Regions from separate parts of the Homo sapiens genome. Here region 1 is linked to region 2. A link is an interaction called in ENCODE POLR2A ChIA-PET data of the cell type or tissue named here. Cell type or tissue: IMR-90. All regions are shown on one strand. Each heading gives the region's core, and the rest is flanking DNA. Links, peaks and the distances in the headings are about the cores only. Region 1 overlaps MAML3 (mastermind like transcriptional coactivator 3). Region 2 overlaps NAA15 (N-alpha-acetyltransferase 15, NatA auxiliary subunit).

The links. Peaks named below come from ENCODE experiments on the same cell type or tissue, not always from the same donor. Only the 100,000 strongest peaks of a DNase experiment are listed, where the experiment ranks them.
Region 1: POLR2A ChIA-PET joins it to region 2 with 6 read pairs; 1 of 35 experiments calls an interaction of 5 or more read pairs at or near these places.

What each region holds. Positions count from the first base shown.
Region 1 is chr4:140,079,873-140,085,257 of GRCh38, forward strand. The region is part of intron 1 of MAML3 (mastermind like transcriptional coactivator 3); the gene reads right to left. Among named protein-coding and RNA genes, the nearest start is that of MAML3-AS1, 45 kb to the right of the region's middle. In IMR-90, for the core only: no CTCF peak of the experiment used is centred there; no DNase peak of the experiment used is centred there; H3K4me3 peaks cover 203 bases; H3K27ac peaks cover 2,339 bases.
Region 2 is chr4:139,365,109-139,370,478 of GRCh38, forward strand. It overlaps NAA15 (N-alpha-acetyltransferase 15, NatA auxiliary subunit), which reads left to right. Exons shown (of 20, transcript NM_057175.5): 15 at 5,103-5,296. Among named protein-coding and RNA genes, the nearest start is that of NDUFC1, 65 kb to the left of the region's middle. In IMR-90, for the core only: no CTCF peak of the experiment used is centred there; a DNase peak (open chromatin) is centred at 2,443; H3K27ac peaks cover 178 bases.

The sequences.
Region 1 (5,385 bases), core at 193-5,192, 710 kb after region 2:
CAGACTGACCTGTAAAATGTATGTACTCATAGAAGGTGTAATTCACTCTAAGATACAAACTTACTCTCTAAAATTGCAGTTGGTAAGCACTCAACATGGAGTTGAGAAAATGTTTACAAAATGCAAGACAGGTGTTTGGATTTATTTCAAATGTATTAATAAAAAATACGATACTCCCTTGAATGATGAATACGGAGTGTATGGCAGTTAATTTTGGGAAAAAGAAGTGCATGTAATCACTTACATTTTTGAAGTGAAGGTTAATCTGCAGGAAACGGGAAGTTAAGATGTGTAATTAACCCAAAGGTACACAATAGAAAGAATGGGAGGCAAAGACTAAAGAGGGAGCTTGAAGGAGCTAGCACAGAAATGCCTGCAGAAAAGGCAAACAGCTGAAATGTCTCTTCTTTAGGCTTTTTCACTCATTTAACCATCACAGACAGGAGCTCTACTCATGGGTCTGAATGTGCCCAAAGATGGTGTTACTCAAAGCATGGTGTCTGGACTTGGTTCTCATCCTTTAAACGGTAATGTTCCACACCCACAGGGCACAGAAATTTAAAAGTGCATGGTGAGAGGCCCACAGCAATCTGTAATTAAAGGAACATTCGAGCACATGATCACTTTTCTAGTAGTACATTTTTATTGTATTTTCTAAATGTAACAGTGAGAAATGGATTGGAAATAGAAGGAGAAGAAACTGGTCTTTCACCATAGGAAGTTTGCAGAGCACCTCTAAAAAACCTACCCTCTAAAATTGCAGTTGGTAAGCACTCAACATGGAGGTAAGAAAATATATGAAAACTTCCCGTTGTTCGGTTTCCACTCCAACTTATGTTTTCCCAATGCAGAGGCCTGCCTGGTTAGTATAGAAACTGATGAAAAAAGGCAGCAATGATGGCTATTTTTGCCTGAAACACTGATTCCACTAAAACCAACACCTGGCTTTATACTGTTGTGCTATTCCACATAAGGTAAAATCCCACTCAATCTTTTTGCTTGTTTGTATATAAAAAGAAATTCTGAATTGAGCAGGCGTCTATATAGAAAAATGGAATCCATAGTTTTAATTATTAAATATAGCCAAATATTTACACATCATTAAACACAAAATATATGAGCTGTTAGGTGGGTTCTTCCCCCTAACCCCCATGCCTTACTATGAAGGAAAATGTTACAATGCATAGACCACATTGCATTCTCTCACGTCTACTTTACTTTCTGTTTGAATATCTGTGGTTATAGCAACATCACTTTTTATCTGCTAAAAATATTTTAGGCTTCCTCTGCCTAGATTTTTCCCTCTGGAATTCTGTTTATAAGAGGTATGGGTATAAAAAAGAAAATAACATGTCTTTGTCAGGAGATTAAACACATTAAAAAAAAAACAAATATACATACACATTTGTACATGAACACAAAATGTAAACACACATCTACAACCTACACCCGAAGTTCCACAAGCAAAATCCTCATTAACTCACTGTCTTATCACTGAGAAGAAAAATAGTATATCCAAGGACCATAAGACAACACTCTCCTTATTTACCAATATCGTGCTTACTGAAATAAAGCTTTTTAGGTACTTCCTTGGTTATATTAAGCAAGTTGCTTTCAAGTTCAATAACATAAATGCAAAATTCACTAAATATGCAGGCATTGGTTGGCTGAAGAAGAGAGAGCACTGGGATTGGCTGAGCTAAGGGAGAAATAGATGAGGGAGGAATAAGTCAACAGTGCCCCAATTTGAGAAATTCTGTGAGTAAACATTGAAGTCTCATTGGCATGATTTTATCTAATGGCTTTAATATGTAGCCGCTGCTACAAATGCTGGGGTCATCTAATGGGGAGGGTAGGAAACAGACCTCACACTGCACAACACCAGAGGATGTGAACCGTCTAGGCTGCCCGTAGATCTCCATAAACAAGGCCTCTTCCCATCAAAGGCCACTGTGGAATGTAGCTGGAGTTGTTTATGCTTCTTTCTTTTTCTATTAGGTTTATTTTCCTGATGTTAAACCCTGTCAACTTTACTGCCCAGAAACCTATCTTCAGAATAGGACCTTCTGCTTTGAAGACTCCTTTTAAGAAATGTCAAGGGGCAGTAAACATAAAATAGGATCCATAGCACCACCAATGACACAAAAACAGGGCCAAAGCTAATCAGTCTCCTCCATAAAACACACACTCAGTCTTTTCTCCCTCTCACACACAGTAGCAGACCAATAAGATCTGCGGAGTGAATGTAAGCAACAGAGTAGGAAGCAGCTGAAAAGAAAGAATTCCTGCTGCGTTCTCCCCTTGTGCCTCTTTCACAGTCAAAGGGTTCAAGGGAAGAATGTTTTATTGCACACTGCTGTTCACCACTAGCAGTGCAAGTTTATTCTGCCCAGGGGCTCAAGTGGGACGAATCTGGTCATCTCCATATGTTCTCATAGTGAAATTCTTCTCGTTTTCCTTTCATTTTTCAGGCCTCGTCTAATTTAAAACAAACCACACAGACACACTGGCCAAAGCAGCGACTGCCTCTGAGAGGAAGGTGGGCCTGCAGTACTGGCTGGGACCACCTCCACATCTGAAGATGCTGTTTGCCTGTATTTGCTTCCCAGCGTCCTTCCTCCCTGCCTGGTTGCCTGTTGGGCCTAACATGGAGCTCTGCCCACAGTAGTGTCGTTACTATGGCCACTAGCCCATACCAAGGCATGGCCTTTGCAGTCCCCAGCATACAGCTCCCGACCTCACAGGCAAGTCCATCTCTATTGCTGTCAGGAAGTAAAAGTTCACACGGGGCGGGCACAAAGTCCTGCTCATCCCAAGGCACCAACGCACCCCCACCAGGCTTTCCCCAGAAGGCAACTCAACCACTCTAGGATTTTTTTTTTTTTTAAATAAACTGTATTAGGAGCTTGTCAGAAATCCCGAAGTTGGAGACCACTGTGAAACTCCTGGGTCCCACCGGGGCTGAGCTCGTACCAGTAGCCCTAAATTCAAAAAGAACCAGGGAAGGTTCTATTTACAAGTGAACTGGACTCATGATGCTCCACCAAGGAGGCAATCCCTGAAAACAGGCAAGGTTCATCAGCAACTCTAACCGCTCAGGGTGTGCTATTACTACTTTTTGAAAACAATCGTCTGATTATACAAACATGTATATAGTGCTTAACAGTTTACTCTGTATTCTTTCTATGAATAGTTTCATGTTTACAACAAATCTAGGAGGGAAAAGGATAGAAATTATTATCTCCATTTTATGGAAAAGAATCGAAGGCTCAGAACCTAGCTAGTAAGTAAAGAACCGCAAATAAAGCTCAGGTCTTGTCTGTCTCTTTCCACTACATTACAGCTCACCTTCTGAAAGAAGCTTCATCTTTGTGGCATCTGTAAAACATTTCCCCTATCTTTCCCCACATTGCCCACTCCTCTTAGGTGCTGGAAGAAAATGCCCACTACTTTTACACATATAACTAATACATGGTTGCTGCTCTGCAAATGATTTCTGAATAAATGAGCACTCCCATGCATGCCATTCCAATGCACAGTCACCCTTCTTGCCCTGGGCCAGATTTAGGGAGGTCAGGAGCATCTAATATGGAATCTTAAGTAGTCAGAAAAACAGGAAGGAATACAGATGGATATGTTCCTTGTTTGCACATAAATGCTATTTGGGCTTCTCAGACCTGACACTTGAGCCTTTCCTGAACCGTGTGCTTTTCCTAACATGCAGGTCTGCCTGTCAAATTTATGACATCATGCTACCATCCACTTTTCTGGCAACTCCAGTTATTCTTTAGTTTTACCTCTCAGTCTAACCAGAAGGTTCCCCTAAGTTTCCCCTGTATTAACTAGGCCAATTGATGTTTTGCCAACAGCAGGGTCTGGGTATTTTATTTTGTTTTAGATCCACTTGCCATTCTCTACCTCTCTCCCAGGCAGTTTACAAGCATTTGGCCCACTCCACTCCTCCTCCAGGCCTTAAGTTCGCCCCAACACACTGACTCCTGTAGGCTACAGAAAAGCCCAACGGCAAAAGAAACACCCTAGATTGAAACACACACGCGCGCACACACACACACACACACACACACACACACACACAGAGAGAGAGAGAGAGAGAGAGAGAGAGAGAGAGAGAGAATAATGGAACTCACCCTCCTGCCAGCAGAGAATGGCCAACCCCATCTCCCCAGTTCTGGTTATTTCTAGAAATCTGAAATCTATAATATGTCACCATCACTTAGCACTCAGTAAGTATTTATTGGATGAATGCATGAATGAATGATTACTATTATCTGATAATATGCACGTGAGAGAAACTTTATCAAACGCTTTCTGAAAATCTAAATTACTAGACAAGCAAAGGGCCGATGACTACTCAGGGATTTACCCTTTAGTGGCAGACACAACTTTACAGCCAGGCCTACTTGTCTTGTTACAATCACTTAAATATTTTATTTGTTTACAAAACTCTTCTCAACTATTTTTGATGGTTTGTTGCCACGTGCACAACCTAATGTGCACGTATACACAGGGAATGAAGGTATGAAACCTGGCACACTGCCACCCTAAATATCAGGCAGGCTCCTCAAAGACAACAGTAATGCTGTGTATTTCTTTATACATTTTCACTACTAGATCAGCCATTTGAAGGTTTATTTATTCCTAAATTCTTCAACTTCCTGTATCTGAGTATTTATGTCTCAGATTTCCCCATTACCTCCTTTCCCACCACTTTATTCCTAATATTCCACTTTTCACCTCGTTACTATGAAGCACGACCTAACGCCAGCATTTATTTCCTGACCTCCAAAATGAAACGACTCATAAACAAAACAAACAAAATGGAAAAAATTTTAGCAACTATTTTTGGGCCCCAGAAACAAAACTTACTTTTCCAAAGAAAGAGAATCCTTTAACCTACTTTGAGGACTAACAAATGACTTGAACACATTGTGTTCAAGGTTTTGTCAAACGATGGGAAAAATACAAAGGTCTAGTATTTAAAATACTACCTTTTTTTCCCCTACAATGCATCACCCTAGTCCAATGTAACCTTAAAAACATCGGGGGGCGGCAGGGGAGGATAGCTATAACGGTTTACATTGGGTTATAGTCCTTGTTGTGGCTGCTGTTGCTATCATTTGGTGATAATTTGGAAATGCTCCCCTGAATATCCCCTCTGATGCTTCTGGCATCCCAGTATCTGCCCCCAGACCACAGTGAAGCTGTTAGCAGGATGTGAACAGAGTTCACAAAATCAAGGGTTTGTTTACATACCAGCCACAGCACGAAGAAACAAATAAGGTCTAAATGCCTGTTGTCTCATCTGTTTTTGTGTTTTCCTTGCGTATTTCTTCCCAAGCTCTTAACAAACGGGTAATGGGTAGT
Region 2 (5,370 bases), core at 371-5,370:
CTCACCGCAACCTCTGCCTCCTGGTTTCAAGCAATTGTCCTGCCTCAGCCTCCCAAGTAGCTGGGATTACAGGCGCCTGCCACCACTTCTGGCTAATTTTTGTATTTTTAGTAGAGACGGGGTTTCTCCATGTTGGTCGGGCTGGTCTCGAACGCCTGACCTCAGGTGATCCACCCACCTTGGCCTCCCAAAGTGCTGGGATTACAGGTGTGAGCCACCACATGCGGCCTACATTTGTCTTTTTAATCATCTGGAGTTTAGTATAGCATAGAAGAAGCCTAGACTTTGGAGTCCAAGTGAAGTAGATTTACATCCTTGCTCTGCCTTTTACCATGACTCTGAGTTATTTTCCTCTGAAACCTCAGTTTTCTCGTATATAAAATAATATTATACTCTAATTCGTGAGGTTGTTGAGGACATCAAATGAAATACAATGTATGGGGTATGGGCTGGGTGCAGTGGCACACACCTGTAATCCCAGCACTTTTGGAGGCCAAGGCAGGTGGATCGTTTGAGTCCAGGAGTCCGAGACCAGCCTGGGCAACATGGTGAAACTGTCTCTACAAATACAAAAAAAACCCCAACCAACCAAACAAAATAGGCATGGTGGTGAGCACCTGTAGTTCTAGCTACTCAGGAGGCAGGAGTGGAAGGATCTTTTGAGCCCTGGAAGTCAGAGCTGCAGTGAACCATGTTTGCCACTACACTCCAGCCTGGACGACAGAGTGAGACCCTGTTTCAAAGAAAAAAAGAAAGAGAGAAAAAATATAAGGTATGCATTATATCTATCATGTAGCAAGGCTACAAGTGGTAGCATTTATGTTACCAGTTGTTAAAAAGGTCAGTGCTTATGTTGCCATCCATTTATAGTTTTGTGTTTCCAGAATGTAATTTTTTGGTCTCTATTAGAATTTTTTTTTTTTTTTGCGTTTTGTTTTTAGTATTAAGAGATTCTTCACTAGGAGAAAGATAAACAAATAATGCATTTGTTTTCATTGGCTTTATGTTATCTATTGCTGCATCATAAATTAATCCCTAAATTTAGCAGCTTAAAATAACCCTTTTTTTGGGTCAGGAATTCAGAAGTGTCTAAGTGACTCTGACTCAGGGTCTCTTAGGAAGTTGTAGTTGAGATTTTGGATGGGCATGCCATCATTGGAAGGCTTGGCTAGGACTGAAGGGATCCATTTCCTAGATGGCTTACTCAACCTGGCTGTTGGCATGAGACCTTAGTTCTTAGTCTCTCCATAGTTTCTAAAGTTTCTGAAGACATGGTAGCTAATGATGACAGAGAAAGGAAGAAGCTGCAACACCTTTTTAATGTTCTGTTCTCCTGACATCACACCATTACTTCCTTCACATTCTAATTGGTCAGAAAAGAGTCACCAAGCACAACCTATATTTGAGGGGAGGAGAATTGAAGAATTTGTAGACATAAGTTTAACTGCCGTGGTCTGCATTTTGGTTACAAATTATTTACATTATCATTTTTGGGTTTTTTTTTTTTTTTAAATTTTTGAGACAGGGTCTCACTCTGTCTTCCAGGCTGGAGTGCAGAGACTCAGTCATAGCTCATTGCAGCCTCAAACTCCTGGGCTCAGCCAGTCCCCCAACCTCAGCCTGCCACGTAGGTAGGACTACAGGCACATGCCACCATGCCCAACTAATTTAAAAATCCTTTGTAGAGGTGGGGTCTTGCTATGTTGCCCAGGCTGTTCTCAAAGTCCTGAGCTGAAGTGATCCTCTTGCCTTGGCCTCCCAAAGTGCTGGGATTACAGGCATGAGCCACCACGCCCAGCTTACATTATTCTTATATGCAAAATATAGTTAGCCATTTCAAGGCCTTCAGAAGTCTATCCCATTGTAACATTAGCTTAAAGTTCAGAATCTTGTCATGTAAATCAGGTACAGGTGCTGAAGCAGCTCCTTGAGTATAGTTTTTTATTTTTATTTTTAACCTTAAGTGTGACATTTCAATTATAGTTCTTTTAATATGAAATCCTGTTAACTAAAATTACAAGTTATTTATCAACTACACACCCAATATAAAATGAGACAGGCATAGGATGACCACTGTAGACATTATTAGGAGACACACAGGAGTTACCACGTCCATCCTCAAGTCCAGTGGGGCATGGCTTAATAGTTCTTTGATGAGGACCCAAGACTGGAATAATTTTCTGTGGCTCTTGGCCCTGCCCTCTGAGTTCCTGGTTCCACTTTCTGAATTACCCTTTTTTTCTTTTGGAAGTTAACAGTTGTTTGCAACTGAGTAGTTTTTCAGTATTCTGACCAGTAAAATATTGAGAGTCTAAAGACCTCTTTTCATTTTGTGCTGTCATTCTTTTCCTTCCAGATTTACTATTTCTGCCCATAGAATAAACATCATGAATCTTTTGTGAGTCTTATTGGAATCCACGTATACTTGAGCTTCTATGGAGGGGAGAACACCCTTAAGTTCTTAGAAGTTTTATTGTTTGAGAGAATCTGTGAGTCATACTCTTAAATTTTTTAGAGAGCCTTTCTTCAGACTAAATAGTGAGGCACCACCATATTCTGAGTAACAAAAGATTGTAATGCCAAGCCCCTTTGCCTTCCCTCTTGACATATTTTTTGATCTTTGCCCAGCAAGCCATTTCTGGAGAGACTGAGAGTTTTCAAAACCATCAAGCCCCTGTCTCTTTTCTTTAGTTTCTTTGTCCTCTTACATTTTTCCTGGGCACTTTGCCTGAAAATCCCTTCAGTTAGTTAGTTAGCTCACTGAGTCCATTTGACACATTTTATAACACTGTTGCTAAACTTTCTGCTACTCTGTGGCTATTACATATCCTTCACTTCATTTTAAGGGCTCATCTGCAGCCTCCTCAAAGTCTAGACTTCTATGAATAGTCCAAGGCTCTTCAAACTTCCACTAAAGCCCTACTCAAAGTCTGTCCACCTTTTGCAACTCCCTGGCTCCAAAGTTATTCCCACATTTTAGGTTTTTGTTACAGCAGTATCTCATGTCCAGGTACCAAAATCTATGTTGTTTATCTATTGCTGCAAAACAAATTACTCAAAAACATAGCAGCTTTAAATAGCAACCGTTTATTATCTGACTGTTACTATGTGTCAAGAATTCAGAAGTCACTTAGCTGTATGTTTCTGAAGACTCTGGGTCTCTCAGGCAGCTGAAGTCAAGATGTTGGCTGGGCACGGTGGTTCATGCCTGTAGTCCTAATGCTTTGGGAAGCTGAGGCGGGTGGTTGCTTGAGTCTAGGAGTTCGAGACCAGCCTCGTCAACATAGTGAGACCCTGTCTCTATTTATATTTTAAAATTTAAAAAGTTGCCAGCTGGAGCATCTGAAGGATCAGCTTGGCTTGGAGGATCTCCTTCCATGATGGCTTACTCTCATGGCCAGAGGCATCAGTTCTTGGCCATACATTGGTCTTTCCATAAGATTGAGTTTCCTCATAAGACAGGAGCTGGTTTCCTCTGAATGATCCAAGAGAAAGCAAGGAGGAACCTATAGTCCATTTATGTCCTAATATTAATGTTACATACCTTGGTGTATAGTACATGTTACTCCTTACACATGAGTCACTAAATATAGCCCACGTTTGAGGTGGCGGGGGTGGAGGGGGGTCCTGCCTTTTTAAAGGAAGAACTTGTGGGCATATTTTGAAATCACCACAGTGGTAGTGTATTTTGGAATGACTTTTTTCATTTCTCTATATTAACAGATGTTATCCAAATAAATACTGGATGAGCCTTTAGCTTTCAAATTTGTTCCTTGAAATCAAAACAATATAAATATTTCACTATATTATAGCATATTTGTCAGTGATTTCCAGTCTTTTGAGACAGTCAATAGTTTATACTTCTAGGGATATTGTTAATTTTCAATATTAAATTTTTAATTTACTATAGAGTTATTCATTTATTGTGTTAACAAATATTTGAGTGTTGTCTGTCTGTTTTGGCATGCTGCTAGGCCCTGAAAATAAGGTTACAAATTAGACAGGATCTCCTTTACCAAAGAGCTCATAGCTTAAAAGAGAGACAGCTGTATAAACAAACTATTGTGTCAAGCAAAATATATTAGCCATAGTGGCAGCACAGACAGAATGAATAATTGTTTGGCCAGGTTAGAGAAGGCATAACTAAGCGAGCATAGTCCTCTGAAGCCATAGAGATATGCAACAGCTTGTTATATTCATAGATTGCAAATAGTTTAATATTGCTGTTTAACTTGTATGTTTTGCTGTGATCATTTGTTTACATGCATATCCCATATGGTTTCAAGAAAGTTTTCTGAAGTGGTTCCGTTGTTTGCTATCTGATGTTGAACCATTAAAAGGCTAGGTACTGCTGGGTGCGGTGACTCACGCCTGTAATCCCAGCACTTTGGGAGGCCGAGGCAGGTGGATCAGGAGGTCAGGAGTTTGAGACCAGCCTGACCAACATGGTGAAACCCCGTCTCTACTAAAAATACAAAAATCAGCCGGACGTGGTGGCACATGCCTGTAGTCCCAGCTACTTGGGAGGCTGAGTCAGGAGAATTGCTTGAACCTGGGAAGCAGAGGTTGCAGTAAGCTGAGATCTCGCCACTGCACTCCAGCATGGGTGACAGAGTGAGACTCCGTCTCAAAAAAAAAAAAAAAAAAAAAGGCTACATACATATGGGGACATTTACATCCATACCATGTAATATTTTTTTAAATTTGTTTTTTGAGACAGAGTTTCGCTCTTGTTTCCTAGGCTGGAGTGTAGTGGTGTGATCTTGGTTCACTGCAACCTCTGCCTCCTGGGTTCAAGCAATTATGCTACCTCAGCCTCCTGAGTAGCAGGGATTACAGGTGCATACCACCACACCCAGCTAATTTTTGTATTTTTAGTAGAGACAGGGTTTCACCATGTTGGCCAGGCTGGTCTCGAACTCCTGACCTCAGGTCATCTGCCCACCTTGGCCTCCCAAAGTGCTGGGATTATAGGCATGAGACGCCATGCCCAGCCTCATGCAATATTTTTTAATGGAAGTTTGGTAGGATCAAATAATACTTAAAATTACTAATCTGATTAACATGCTTGTTAATTTTATTAATTAACTTATTGCCTGCAGCAAACATGTCTGACAAAGAGCTAAAGAAGCTACGTAATAAACAAAGAAGAGCTCAAAAGAAAGCCCAGATAGAAGAAGAGAAAAAAAATGCAGAAAAAGAAAAGCAGCAGAGAAATCAGAAAAAGAAGAAGGATGATGATGATGAGGAGATAGGAGGTCCAAAAGAAGAACTTATTCCAGAGAAACTGGCCAAGGTACTTAATAATAGTGTTTAGCACAATTGAGTGACATTTTATGACCAGCTCTTGTCATTTTTATACTGTCTTAT